2 separate regions of the Homo sapiens genome follow, and region 2 is linked to region 1. Evidence: chromatin loops called from intact Hi-C (ENCODE). Cell type or tissue: Caco-2. All regions are shown on one strand. Each heading gives the region's core, and the rest is flanking DNA. Links, peaks and the distances in the headings are about the cores only.

What was found. Hi-C counts contacts between places; a loop is a spot of excess contacts. Peaks named below come from ENCODE experiments on the same cell type or tissue, not always from the same donor. Only the 100,000 strongest peaks of a DNase experiment are listed, where the experiment ranks them.
Region 2: a loop joins it to region 1, with 5 times the contacts of the local background. A loop is called at or near these places in 3 of 110 quality-filtered maps.

What each region holds. Positions count from the first base shown.
Region 1 is chr2:204,608,032-204,615,754 of GRCh38, reverse strand. The region is part of intron 1 of PARD3B (par-3 family cell polarity regulator beta); the gene reads right to left. Among named protein-coding and RNA genes, the nearest start is that of PARD3B, 66 kb to the right of the region's middle. In Caco-2, for the core only: no CTCF peak of the experiment used is centred there; a DNase peak (open chromatin) is centred at 4,514.
Region 2 is chr2:204,661,569-204,669,291 of GRCh38, reverse strand. All of the region lies in intron 1 of PARD3B (par-3 family cell polarity regulator beta), which reads right to left. It overlaps LOC124907968 (a long non-coding RNA gene), which reads left to right. Exons shown (of 2, transcript XR_007088057.1): 2 at 196-429. Among named protein-coding and RNA genes, the nearest start is that of PARD3B, 120 kb to the right of the region's middle. RefSeq lists an enhancer at 3,997-4,564. In Caco-2, for the core only: no CTCF peak of the experiment used is centred there; a DNase peak (open chromatin) is centred at 3,831.

The sequences.
Region 1 (7,723 bases), core at 1,485-6,484:
TTTTCATGGAACAGCATTTTCACTTCAAAAACTGACTGACAGAGAAACCACGGTTATTCAGATTTGGGTATTTGGCAGACGCTGTCTAAAAAGTAAACACAGTAAGCCTGTCGCTTCAAGGATAACAACTGACAGTGCTCATTGCCAACGTAAAATTCAAACTTTCAAGCAGAAGTTGGGGTTTGGATAAACTATACACCACACTGAGCTTGACAATTTCCCAATTTTTCTGATTTTTCTGATGAGACTGATGGTGATAAGCAAATATGATATTTTAATACTGTACAATGAGATGTGTCAGCGTTTGGAAGATTAGCATAAGTCAGTCAACCAATGTTTTTCAAATGACCAATGTGTGTTATAACAAGTTACAAACTCATTCATGTATAAAAGAGGCATTCAAAGGACAAGACAGACAAATGGATTTTAATGTGACAGAATAGGAAAAGCATTGATATGATTTTAGATTCCGCATTGCAACTAACCTTTAAGAAACCACCAATTGCTGAGTTTTGGTGTAGTATCAAAGGAGAACATCCAGAATTATCTGAAAAGACTATGAAAATATTCATCCCTTTTCCAACTACCTGTTTGTGAGGGCCAGAATTTCTTTCTATACTTAAAAGAAAAATAACATATTAAAAAAAGATTGAACGCTAAAGCAGATATGAAGATCTAACTATCTTCTACATTAAGACAAACATTAAGATCTGCAAAAATGTAAAACACCACTCTTAATAAATTCTGTCTTGGAAAAACATTTACCTCACATAAAAGTGAGTAATTTGCGTGTATTAGGCCGTTCTTGCATTGCTATAAAGAAATACCTGAGATTGCATAATTTATAAAGAAAGAGTTTTAATTGGCTCATGGTTCTGCAGGATATAGAGGAAGCATAACACAAGCATCTGCTTCTGGGAAAACCTCAGGAAGCTTCCAATCATGGCAGAAGGTGAAGCGGGAGGAGGAGCAGGAGCAAGAGAGAGAGAATGAGGAGGTACCACACACTTTTAAACAACCAGATCTTGTGAGAACTATCACCAGGACAGCACCAAGAGGATGGTACTAAACCACTCATGAGAAACTGCCCCCATGATTTAAATATCCCCCAACAGGCCCCACCTCCAACAATGGGGATTACAATTCAACATAAAATTTGGGTGGGGACACAGACCTAGACCATATCACTGTGTTAACATGAAGTGAGTTTTGGCATTATTTTAAAATGAAGTGACTATTTTTGTAATATCTCAGTTTTAGTTTCCAATACAGTAAATATTAGTAGATATAACTCACATAAACAGAAGCTCCATAGCTGGGCTGTCCACATGGTGGTGACTAGTCACATGTGGCCCCTGAACCCTTGAAATATGATTAGTCTGAATTGAGATATACTCTAAGTATAAAATATATATTGGATTTTAAAGACAGTATAAAAAAATGTAATATTGCTCGATTTTTATATTAGTTACATGTTAAAAATATTTTGGATTTATTGGGAAATATCAGCTTTACGTTTTTAAACTTACTGTAGCTACTAGAAACTTTTAAATTGCATATGTAGCTTGTATTTTTGATTTGCATTATATTTCTATTGGACAGTACTAGTCTATAAAGTCCTCAATTTTTAAGTGTGTAAAAAGGTCATGAGACTAATGGTTAAGGAACTGCTGCTCTATAGAGACACGAATCAGTTAAAAAAAAAATCCAAACCTATAAATCTAGACATTTAAGGGGCCCAACAAGACACAGAATTACCTCACAGGGAAAACCACCACCAATCACGAAGGACAGACTAGAGACTCACTCAAATATGAACAATGTAAGGTTCACCCAGCATTTGTGGGAATCCTGTACCATAAAAGCCAGAGGAGACTAACATAAATAAAAAGAAAAAATAAATAACCCTAAGGAAAGATCAATAAGGCAAACAGCAGAAGAAAACTTCAAAAAGACTTTTATACCCTCAGAGAAATGAACAAATATTGCACCCATACAATAGCTATGCTTAAAAGGAATAAAACAAAGTTCATAAAGCAACAAAGAGCTCTTAAAAATAAAACTTTTGATGGCAAAATTTAAAGTCAATAGAAAGTTAAGATAAACCTTAGAAAATGTTACAGAGAATACAACAAAAAGACAAAGAAAGGGAAAATAGGTGGCCAAAAAAAAGAAAATTAGAAGAGTGCTCCAGAAGGTCCAAAACGCAATAACAGAACCAGAAAGAGAACAACTGAAAAACTGTGTGTCTTGAGAATAGGCGAAGGATAAAGAAATAATGTTTCCCAAAACTGAAAATCTACAGATTGAAAGGCTCTAATAAATGCTCAAAGTGCACAGGACAATAAATGGTTTAAAAACCCACAGACATCATGAAATTTCAAAGAACTGGAGGCGGAAAATGCAGAGGCTTGGAGGTACAAGGCAGGTAAAAGGTGGCCTTCTCAACAATAATACTGAAAACTGAAAATAATAGCATACTGCCTTCAAAATTCTGAAAGAGAATGACTTCAACCTAGAATTTCAAACCTTTGTAATAAAGCATGAGTAAAGAATAGACATTTTCAGACATAAATGTCAAAAAAAATATATCTCCTGAGAATCCTTTCCCAGAAATTGACCAGACATGTCTGAAATATATTTAAAGAAATATCACTAAACAAACAAAATGAAACCATTATAAAACCAGGGAAAGAGAAAAAAAATACATGTACAAGTATCCTGTGTGACTCAGCTTTCAACAATATTTTATCATCATACTAATACAAAAACTGAATACTGATCTCACCAACATTTTTAATTAATGAAGCAGGATGCATAGGAAGAGAGAATGAGGGATGGGAACTGGGAAGAAAAAATAAAAAAGAACTAAACTATTATTTATCATAGATCACCTGAAAAGGTCTTAATATTAAAAATCAAGAAATATTCACTCAAGCATATTGCTGATAAATGAGAAGAAACACAAGTTGAAAGTGGTTGCTTCCAAAGAGTAGGGAGGGGTGGGTGGGGCATGGCATTGCTGATATTTGTTAAAAACCTTGTAATACATGCAGTTTTACATGTCTTACTTCAGTGAGTTTAAAATAAATTTAAAATATTTAAAATATCAATAAGAGGAATACACACTTAACTTTATAAATACATATTAACAAAATACAGATATATACATGCACAGACAATTGCAAAGAAAATTGGAAGTTGTAAATTTTTGTTGACAAAGCAAACCAATCTATGAAAAGCTAAGAAGATCAAAGAAATGTATTTGTAAATTTTGAGAATTTCCCATCCAATTTTTGTTCTAAACTAAACATAACTGGGAAGAAAAGACAGTCTCCTATCTAACGTTTCACCAGAGATCACAAACTGGGCACCCGCAGGCTGATGCAGTCCACCTACAGGTCTATACTCCTTGGGCTATATGGTTTGTTGTTGTTCCTGTTGCTTAAAAATCAGGCCAAACTGCAAAAGAACCAGGCTGCCATCTCATCTGGTAAAAGCAAAAGTCGGGCCACTGGTGGCCTGCATTCTACATCGAGGCAACAACCAGCTGCTGCTGAGCTGGGACATCCCAGTGTCTACAACATTTAGTATCTCACATCTCACACCAAATAGTGTGTATTTCTCTGCACATACTCCTATAAATAAGAAACAGAAGACAGATCAAGAAGATCTCATATTTCAAGAATAATCAATATGACATCTGTGTAGAAATGAAGGAAATTCTCACTGTCTAAAATGCAACAGATGCATATTTCACCAGTTACTTGTCTAACTCCTGAAATGATCTGAGTCTGAGACTCCTGGTTTAAAAGTCAATAGGCTTTGAACAGACTCAACCTTAACCATCAAAGATCCACTCAATTCATTTTTGCGATATCCTGCAAGCTTGCACATATATATAGATATAGATATAGATTTATATAGTTGTTGTTGTTCCTATACCCTACACAACTTTTAGATATGGGATGTACGCAAATGGATTTTTAAAAGTGGATCAGTATATTTTAAAATAATTGGAGACTTTGTCCGAATTAGTCCATACATGTATATAGTAAGAACATTAAGAATATGGGACTGCTTTCCCATTTTCTTCCTTTCGTTGTTTATATATATCTTACATATTATAATCTTACTGATGCTAAAAGTCTGCAAGTTATAAACCTTATAAAGGAGATGAGGAAGAACAGGAGAGGTCGTATAACTTTAAAACAGACTTTTTATATTAGTTTTATTTACATACCACGAGACAATCTCCAAATGACCTCTGCCTTCCAAAGTAACATTTTAACCAAAGTGACAGAGAATGGAATGCTACCTTAGAGTCGAAAGCGAGATAAAAGGTAGAAGTCCTAATCTGCTGCTGTACATAGCATTATTCATGACAAGGGTTTCCCCACTTTCTTAGACAGGGGTCAAAATGTCAGTTTTAACTATGTAGCAAATTTTAATAGGATGTTTCTAAGTAAGTACCATAGAGGGCTACAAGGATTTCTTCCTCTGTAGCACATTCGGAATGACACTAGCTGCTTCTCACCTGGTCCCAGGAGTAGTCTCCCAACCAATTTCCCTTCATCTCTGATACATTAGGACTCATGCTGAGCTAACCACTCCCCTAACAGGACTGAGATCAGAATAAGAATTTTGTTTTGTATTTACAAAACATCAAAGTATGAACAAGAAAACTCTCACTGACCTGGATATAGAATTATTCTGCCAAAAAAAAGTGCTACTCAATTCTCTGACCGCTGCTGGAGGGATGGTATGAGAGAAATGATTTCGAAAAGCAGGAAATGCAGTTTGGGAACAATCATTTTCAGTGTACATTGTAAAATGTCTTTGGAATCTTCAAAAATCTGAGTAAATTGTATCAAGCATATATCAACTGAATTTTATATACTAGAAATACTGTTATGTAAATAATAAATACTTCCAATTGTTGGACAGCTGTAACATGGATTGGAACCACTGGCCATGTATTTGTTCTTAGGGTGCTCAGAGGTGGGGAGATGATGTTTCTCCTTCTATCTAGAGAGAGAAGAGGCACCTGTCCTGAAGTAGACTAACATATCAAAGTGGTTCTATGAAGGACAAGGGGCAGGCACGGTGGCTCCTGCCTGTAATCCCAGCACTTTGGGAGGCCAATGCGGGTGGATCACCTGAGGTCAGGAGTTTGAGACCAAGATGTCTGGCCAAGATGGCAAAGCCCAGTCTCTACTAAAAATACAAAAATTAGCTGGGCATGGTGGTGTGCATCTGTAATCCCAGCCACTCGGGAGGCTGACGCAGGAGAATCGCTTTAACATGGGAGGTCGAGGTTGCAGTAAGCCAAGACCGTGCCACTGCCCTCCAGCCTAGGCAACAGAGGGAGACTCCATAAAAAGGACAAGGGAACAATAAGTCAGAATAATGCCGATAGACTACTTAACAAATCATTGTAAATATTTGCCATATTACATTAAGAAGAACAGATTTAATAATTGTTTAGTACTACTTGTAAACCAAAAATGAAATCCTAAGCCCCCCAACTGTCTGAATGGATGTCCCTCATGGCCAAGGGGACTCCAGAGAAACCTGAAAAACTGAATTTCCAGCCACGATGGGAAGGGAGGTGGGACAAACCTCCTTAAACCTCTTCTCTCTGGGAGTTTAGGCATAACTGGCCAGCATTAACATTGAAATTGGCATCATAAGACTGAAAAAACAGACGCTTTGTGGCAATAAGACACCAAGTTCCAACCTGACTCTGGTATAGAGTCACATGTAGACCCTGAAGGAAATCAAAATATCTTACTTCAACATATATTTATTTGACATATATTTTTTCATATCTTGAAATGACCCTATAAAGCCTTCTCTTTTAAGGGAAATTTGCATATGTAGAGAATGTCTGCTAATACAGCCAGGTCTCTCATTTAATCTCTTATTTAAAGGAAAGACCCTTTCTAGGTCTTTCCTGCATCTAGAAGAGATTAGATGAGAGTCTGACACCTTTAAGGTTCAAAAAGAGACATTTATCATCTATTCTCTCTGAAGGATGCTACCTGGAGGCTTCATCTACACAGCAAGAACACTGGACTATATAACTCCCCTTATCTTAACTCAAACATTTCTTACTACTGACTTCATTTAGAAAAAGCATAACTCTTTCAACCAATTTTCAACTAGAAAAGCTTTGAATCCTCCCATGACCTGTAACCCCCACTCCCGACTACTTCAAGATATCCCAGTTCTTTAGGCTAAACCAATGTACATCTTCCATATATTAATTTATTATTTTACTTACACTTTCTGTCTCCCTAAAATGTATAAAACCAAACTATAACCTGACCACCTTGGGCACACCTTCCCAGGACCTCTTGAGACTGTTCCCCAGGCCATGGTCACTCATATTGGCTCAGAATAAGCCTTTTGAAATATTTTACAGAGTTTGGTGTCTCCTTTAGCATATGGAACTTTAATCCTTCCGAGATGCCATTTTCCAATTGCAGAATATGTAGCAAAATATTTTGGGATTCATAAAAAATAAGTTGATGTTAGAATACATTATGCTTTAACTTGATACACTCAAAGACTTAATTTTAAAAATCAAAACTTTCCAAATAGATCCAAATATCTACTGAGAAAGGCTAATCCTGCCTCCTGGAGAATAAACTACCTTAAGAACATTTTAATTTAACTTTAAAAACAAAAGTCTGAATAAAGTGACAACTTTTAACTAGCAAATCTTAAAAGGAGTATAACTCCAGAGCAATATAACAGGGTATTACCTGAATAGCCATAATTATACAACTGGAATTATTTATGCTACAGGGAGACAAAGTCAGATTATTGAAGACACAGGCCCACACTTTTGTTTTAAATCAGGTTTCACAGTTCTCTCTCACCCACAACACAGTAAATTGTATCCATTCTTCTTTTGCTCTGAGAAACTTAAAGACTAAAACCCTTGCAGCTTCCCCAATATCATCACACTGCAAAAGCATAGAAGTCTTGTATGCATATGCAGGAGCAGGGAGGAGGGGGAGTAACAGCAGATATTGCCAGAGTCAGGGCATCATAATCTACTGTCTGGGTAATTCCTGGATAATTTGAGATCCCTGTGAAATGAATGTCACCAACACTCCCAAAAATCTACTGAGCCAACCAACTGATTTATCTGTGCTAATAAAGAGTTTATGCTTTCAGGACACATCACACCCTGATCCTGTCTCCTTCCAGGCATAGCACTGAGAAAATAAGACCCAGCCAATTCAGAACAATTCCTTTTGGCTTGAGATTCTGGGAGCAAAGGAGCATGCTGCACAGCTTTATTCCGTGTCCTCCCCATGGAGATGCACAGCCACCCACACACACTAAGGGTAGAAGAATGGGAAAGGGCAGATATTTCTTTCCCGGGAAAAAAGCCAGAGTGAAAGTTTTGGAGGATATAAACATGTAACAGCTAGTGGAGAGCCATAGAAACCTTCTCCCCAAGCAAATGTGCTTTGCTGTAAACTTTCCTTGCCCCTTACAATATTTAGTGTTGTGTTAATGCAAATATTTTTTTAAATCCACAAGCCTGTGCTGTTTAAAATGCCTAAAATTAAAAACAAATTCCCCCCTGTTGCCTGTCTGAAGCCACCAATACATCCACTCTTTATCATCACAGATATTTATGCAGTAGCTAACTGCTGGGGCTGCAAACCATCTTGCAAACTTCTCCTTGCCTGTGCTGCCAGGA
Region 2 (7,723 bases), core at 1,015-6,014, 54 kb before region 1:
TATAAAGTAAAAATAGGCTAACTCTTCTAGGAAAAATTATAAATGCCTGGTATCTAGAATGTAAGAAGCAACACATTCATATCACCAAACTGAAATAAAGAAGGGTTCTACTGGTTTCCTATTTCTCCGGTTACAAATTACCTACCAACTTAGTGGACTGCAATAACACTGATTTATTATCTTCTAATTCTGCAGGCCTGAAGTCAGGCGTGGATCTTACTAGGTGAACATCAAGATGTGAGTGGACCTGAATTCCTTTCTGGAGGCTCCAAGGGAGGATTCATTAACTTGCTTTTTCTACCTTCTGAAGAGGTTGCCCACATTCTTTAGCTCTTTGGTCCCTTCCAACTTCAAAACCATAAATGGCCAGTCAAGTCTGACCTTCTCTCCTGCTTCCCTCTTCCACAAATAAAGACCCCTGTGATTACACTGAGCCCACCAGGTTAATCTCTCTAGCTTAAAGTAAACTGACCAATCTTAATTTCATATGTTACCTTAATTCTCATTTGTCATGTAACATCACATATACAAATGTTCTAGGGACTAGGAAGTAGACATCTTTCAGATGGTGTTACTCTGCCAACCATAAGGACGGAATGTATTGTCTTTTTTATGAAAAAGGTGTCTTAACAGCACTAAGAATATTCCGAATTAAATGTAAATAAAAGTCAGTGTGCTAGAAGACTTACCTCAGAGATGTATTTGGAATGAAAAGGGTTACAAATTAAGCTGATGACGTAACTAAAAAACATATCTTCGGAAACTTTTAGTGTTAATTTAGAAGTCCAATCTTCAGGAAACGTTGAGTCAAATTCAACTTCTGGGCCTGACATTCTGGAGAATCTTACTCAAGGAAAGCATTAGTTTTTAAACAGTCCATGAGACAACAGAGGTATGAAACAGAGATGGAAAATCTAGAATTGAAATGAAACGTAAACTAACTGAGTCAATAAGAATTCAAAGTGAGCCAAACACATATTTCAATAATAACTTCTAATCTAAAGCACAGAAGCGCTAATCAATCAGAACAGATGCCAGCTGGGTAAGGCCATTCAAGTGTCACCAGCTGACTGCATCAGTCCATCCATTGACCTTTAGAGCTATGCTCACCATGGGGAAAATATTTCCAGACCAACTCTCTCCTCTCTCTCCTGCTTATTCAGTCCTTTCAGATTGGGGAAATGATTAGAATGCCTCCACAGTAAATAAGACTTCATAGACTTGAAAGAAGGCTTTTCATTTATTTACACCTCCTTCCACAACAGAAATGTAGGTTTATTATCAAATGATCCCCTGCTTTCTTCTGTCCATACAAGAATCACCAATGTTTTAACTCTCTTTATATATACACCTCGTTAGGCATACTTTTTCTTATTTGTCTTTGAAATCTTCACAAGTCTTTCACATGCTAAAAGGCAGAGTCCAAAAATTTATATGGCTTGTTAACAAACCCTGATTTAAACCAAACTGTTATTTAGTGTGACTACATGAAAGGCACAGCATAAGGCATAGTGGGAATATAAAGATTCTATGAAAGCGCTGCCTTTTCTCACTATGTGTGACTGCCTTTTTCACTATTTGTGACTCCCCCATGGAAGGCAGAGGCTCTCACACACACAAGCACACACATTCACATGCACACAAAAAATTAGACTAGAAGAGAGTCCATTATAAGATCTGTAACAAAGAAGAAAGCATGAGTGACAGAATGGGAAGGTGGAAAATGTGAGTCAAGTTCAGTATTTGCCTTAATTGAATGTGAGATGCCTCCAAGTGATCCAGGTAAAGAAGTCTAACAGGCAGCTAAAAATCTGGGACTGGAACTCAGAAGAGAGGTCAGACCTAGGACATACACATTGGTAAGTTATATGCATGGAGGTAATATTCAGAGTCAAGGAAAACACATGATATCTGAGGAATTTGAGGTAAAAAAAAATATTTAAGGTAAAAAAATTGAGTTTAAAAAAAACAAATATTTGAGCATTTGCCAACATCATGTATTGGGTGATTTCTATGCAGAGGCACTGAGCTTGCTGCAGTTACAGTAATGAACAAGGGAACACAGCCCCTGCTTTTATGAAGATTCCAGCCTAGTGAACTCTAATCAAAGAGAAATATCCCCAGTAATTTTAAGACCACTCCTAAGTAATTTTTATAACACCCATGATTAAGTCTTTCTGCCATTCTCTTGCCTTACCATGGCCTACTCAGCATTTCCTCATCCTCTCTCCCAGATGGGTATCCGGACATAAGCTGTCTCCCTTATATTCACACCATTCAATGCATATGTCCAGTTCTCAGTTTCCTTTGTCAATCAGCATCTTCTGCTCAGCCTTTACATCCAAATCCCTCAATGTTCACTCAGTCCTAGATACATGACTCTACTTTTCCATATCTCTGTTTTCTCTCCAGTAAGCTCATCTACCGCTAGGACTTTAACCTGGATGGCTCCCAAACACATTTCTACCATGACTTATTACTGAGGGCTCCAACCTTACATCTCAACATAGATGCCTAAACCTACATGCCCAAAACTGAGTGCATGGCATTCTACACCTTAGGTGTTTTTTTTTCATAGCAAATGGTGATAGTTTCCCACTTGTGTGAGCCAAAATTCTAGGATTCATCTATACCCCTCTCTATAACCCCCCTTATGATATCCATCGACAAATTCTATTGACTTTATCTTCTAAATCTATCTCAAGCTGTTCACTTCCCTTCACTCTTACAACTACTCTCTGGGCCAAGTTAACCATCATCTCTTGCTCTCACTACAGCAATAGCCACCTATTGGTTTCTCTACATCGACTCACTTTTCTCCAAATATTCCATGCCCTTCCTATAGTGACATATTTGGAGTCCTACTACTGCTTTAATCCAAAAAGCCCTTCTCCTTTGCTGAAATTACCTTTTATTTTTCCCTCTCTAGTTTAATATTAGAGAGTATCTCTCTAGGTCCAACCTTCATGACTCTTCATCTCACATATGAATCCTTCCTCAGTTCTCCAATTAGAATTAATTTATTATTCCATCGCACCCACCATTACCTTGTTCACATTTTGATTACATCTATTATTTCATTTTGCCTCTATGATTAGTTGCTTATTTGTTTCTTTCTCAAGAGCAGGGGCAATGTCTTCATCAACTTAAAATGCTTTACTCCCCCACTTGAGAGCCCAATCCATCATTATAAAGATTGCCTGGGCTCCACAGGCAGTCAAGTCCATTACTACTGGTGACTGCTGCATGGAAAAGATCATCATATTCAGACAAAGAATGGTTAGTACCAGAGTAAGTTCAAGAAGGAAAATTCATACCAGTAGGCATCAGGCAAACTCATTCATCATTCCATAAATAGTTACTGAACAGCTTTATACTCTGTGAGAGGACAATGTCACAGTCACAAACTCTTTAAAGTTTGCTATATCACATATACAGCCCAAGATATTCCTTGGAGCCCTCTAAAACTTGGTAAGAAGTACGCTAATCGATGCCTATGTTAGATCTCATTTATCCCACTAATTTCTAGTTTCTTGCAACCACAGCTTTCTTGTGAGAATACTTATAAAAATTACCAGTTAGAGGTCACAGACTGTGTCATCAAAAAGGGCCTTTCTTCTAATTACTTCATTTTACAGATGAGGAAATTGAGACCCAGATTTTACACACTCCCTGAGGTCACAAAATTGGCCAATGGCACAGCCAAGATCATAGCATGATTTCCCTGAGTCTTGGTCTAGTGAGTTGGGACTCAATGATCTGTGTAAAACAGAAGGGATCATAGGCGTGGATAATTGGAATGGCTGGAATTTTTCATCCACTGGTTGAGGAATGTGACTCACTCCCTCTAAAATAAGAAAATCTGCCATTGGGAGTGGGACCACAGCCCTGAACCAGATGCCACAGAAGAGCCACACCAGGAAGAGCATCCTTGTTCCTCTGGCAGAGCCCTTCTAGTCCTTTTAACAGGAGCCAAACAGCTTGAGGGTGGGTCATTCCCAGGCAGAGACCCCACCTATAATATGGTCAAAAGATATAGCTTATTATTTGAGGCTATCTCAACACCTTTCACAACTATATGCATATATTTGAGTCATTTTCTAAACCCTAAAATGGGAATATCTTATATTTTCTAAAGATTTTGAAAAGCTGAGATGAAAGAACAAAGACAAAAAAAAAAACAAAAACAAGAAAATCATAGCCACAAACATGATTACCACACTGCAGTATTCTGAAGAGCCACTCCCCACCACATTCTTAACATTCCTAAATCAGTACAAACATTTTCTCTACAGTCTTCATGAGAGCAACGGATTTGCTAAAACTGAACCTAGAAAATATTTACATATGCCAAAGTTCCTATTAAATGCTAGGCTTTTAAACTAATGCCCAACAAACATGGTAAAGAATGAGATGAAAGAAAAGGAGAGAGTGAGAAGACACTGATTATACCTCAAACTGTTTCAGGCTACCTCATCCTGTATGCATTCACTAATGAGCTCAGAAGAAAAATTCTGACTATTTCTGCTCTCTGACATTCACATAGCTTACAGAAAACTATTATCAGGAAATATAGCCAAAGAAATAAGCCCTGCTAATGAGTCCAAATTCTCAAAAGCTATTTGCCTATAAGTTCTTCAGAATAGATTTTACCAGAGCCAAAATGTGCTTAAAAGGAAATTTCCTTAAAACCCAGGATCCATTTTTAAGTGTGTGTAAATAAAAATATCCTTTTTATACAATGCAATGTCACTTACTATCATGTCAAACTGGAAAAAAAAATCAGCATTCAATATAGCAGACCAATGATCAAAACGTAACTAACTTTCAGGGAGGGTGGTAAGCATTTAGTTATGCCCCGTCTGGCAAAAATTTTATTTGCTTTATGTTACTTGCAGGCCACAACTTCTCCAGCTCATCTGGTGCATGCAAACACAACAGACACTCCCAGATGAAAATAATATATGGTTTCTCCATTACTTGAAAAACAAAAAAGACTAGTATCTGAGAGCAAGCAATTGATGCTCTATTCCATATTCAATCTTATCACCCCAAATATTTTCTGCCTTGTCATCTATTTTTGAGATTTGAGTTAAGAATGAAGGTTCTCAGAATAAAACCTATCCACTGGCATTACTACCCAACATATATGTAAGCTATTAGACAGTCATGGGGTTAGAACATATCCAAGCCACAGTATTAGCCTCAGGTCATAAATCAAATAAAAATCCCACCCAATTAAGGGCCCTATTCTTTGAACAATATGAGTTTACTGTCATGTTTGGATACTGAAAAGAGTTTTTGCAATCTGTTTCTCATCTGCTGTCCATTACTTGTACACTTAAAAAATGTGTTTTACAACTTCAGCGAATGCACACATGCCAAAAACACCACTTTTTAAAATCATGGGGGCATGAATTCACACTATAATAATGCAACCGTATATGACAGCTGAAATCAGATCTGTAAATGTCTAATTACCAAATTTATAAATTATGATTTTTAAAATAGTTATCTACTATGTCCACACAGTATGGTAGCTGCTATCTACAAAACGAGATTAATCTTCCCTACAACACTTACGGGTAAATATTAACACTCTCCTACAGACAAGAAAAATAAGGCTCAAAGAGGTAGCTCACCTCACAGAAGGTGAAAGAGCTGGTAAGAGGAGGAATCACACCTGGAGTTTGTAAGCCCAGGTCCAATGCCGCATTTCAAATACTTCACCTCCTATCCATCTACCTTCAATACGATCTTTATATTTTAAAATCCAAGCCAACTAATAAGTGTCATCATTTCCTTTATCTGGTAAAAATCAGTACAATAGGTATGAGTTTAGGTTCCAGAAGTGTTTTGACTTTAATACTCACATTTCCCAATATGATTGTAAGTTCAGCAAATACCTTTAAGCACTGACACTGCAACTAAGGGATGCGGGTGATATTCTCACTGTCATGGCACTAAAATTCAGTAGAAGGATGTGTCCATGCAGAGCTCAGGATACCTCATAGGGAACCTCAGGAAGCCGAGGCTAGCTCACATGAGAATGGCAGGGTGGGCAGCAATGGGCAAGACAGCAGGTACGAGCCAGCTGTGGCCCAACAAGTAGGGCCAGCCTGGGGAAAACAGTAACCATGGTTACAGCTTGGATTAAGCTCATGTCTACATGTTCGTCATGGCGAACTGGGATAAGGAATTACTAAAATGTGGCAAATGTAAAGATACCTATATGGTTAGTTTTGGTGTTTGGATAAGGGAGGAAAGGTAGCATAGCCCCACTTCTTGATGAAGTATAATGGGGTTACAGTATGAGAGTAAATCTGATAATGCAAACCAGGCATTTGGAAAATATGTAATAGAACAGCAGTTTTTAAAGTTGGTCCACAGACTCTTGGGGGTCTCAAGTCCAAAAGGTCAAAGCTATTTCCATAATAATTCTATCATGTTATTGGCCTTATTTACTGTGTTGCCATTTGGACTGATGGCGGGTCAAACTGCTGGTGTCTTAGCATGAATAATGGCAGAGGCACCCAACTATATGAATAGTCATTTTGTTTTTTACCACTACCCAGTACCAGTTCAAAACATAAACAACAGGCAGTTTCACTCAAGGTCTGTAACCAAGCAATAACAATTATAAATGTTATTAAACCTCAACCCTTGAACTTACGTATCTTTAATATTCTATGTGACAAAATAGGAAGTACACATGAAGCACTTCTGATGTATGATGGTTCTGCAAAGAAAAAGAACTTGTGTGATTATGTTGCAAGCTGAACCACCTGCTGTTTTCATGGAACACCATTTTTTTATTTGAATGAATGACTGAAAGGCAGATGATGGTTTTCCAGACTGGTTATTTGGCAAAGATTTTCTTGAAAATATATAAAGTAAGCCCATTACTTCAATGAAAACTCACTGTATCTGTTGCCAATAATAAAATTCCAGCTTTCAAAGGAAAATTAGAATTTTTGCCAACTTGTATTTGCCACCATGAGCTTGACAGCTTCCCAGTACTGAAGAACCTTTCTGATAAGATCAGTGGTAATATTAATAAATGCAATGATTTTGATAACAAATAATAAAATCTGTCACTATTTGGAAGATCTGCATAACTCAATCTATGAATATTTTCCAAGGGACAAATGTATGATGTTACAAAATCACGTGTGGATAACAGTTCCATTCAAAATGCAAGATAGACCAGTGTATTTTACAGTACAGAAAGTTCATTGATATTGTTTCATTTTCTCCCTTGTAAGAAATCCTTAAGAAACTACCATTTGTCAAGTTTTAGTACAGTATTAGAGAAGAATACCCAAAATTACCTGAAAAGAGTATTAAAATGATCCTTTCTTTTCCAGCTACATATTTGTATGAGGCCCAGTTTCTACATAAACCAAAATAGGCACAACAGATTGAATGCAGAAGGAGATATAAGAATCCAGCTGTCTTCCCTTAAATCAGACACTAAAGAAATCTGTGAAAATGTAAAACAATACTTTTTTCAGTAAAGATTTTTGTTCTTAGAAGATAGTTATTTTCTCATAAAAATATATTATTTCATCAACATGTAATGGGTTTATTTTTAAATAAATTTGTTAAATAATTTAGAATCCCTTAGTTATAATATCTAATCCAAAATATTGATAAATATAAGCCACATATACTTAAGCTCATTTGGGTTCTCAAGGAGTTAAGACAGCAAAGAGGTCCTGTG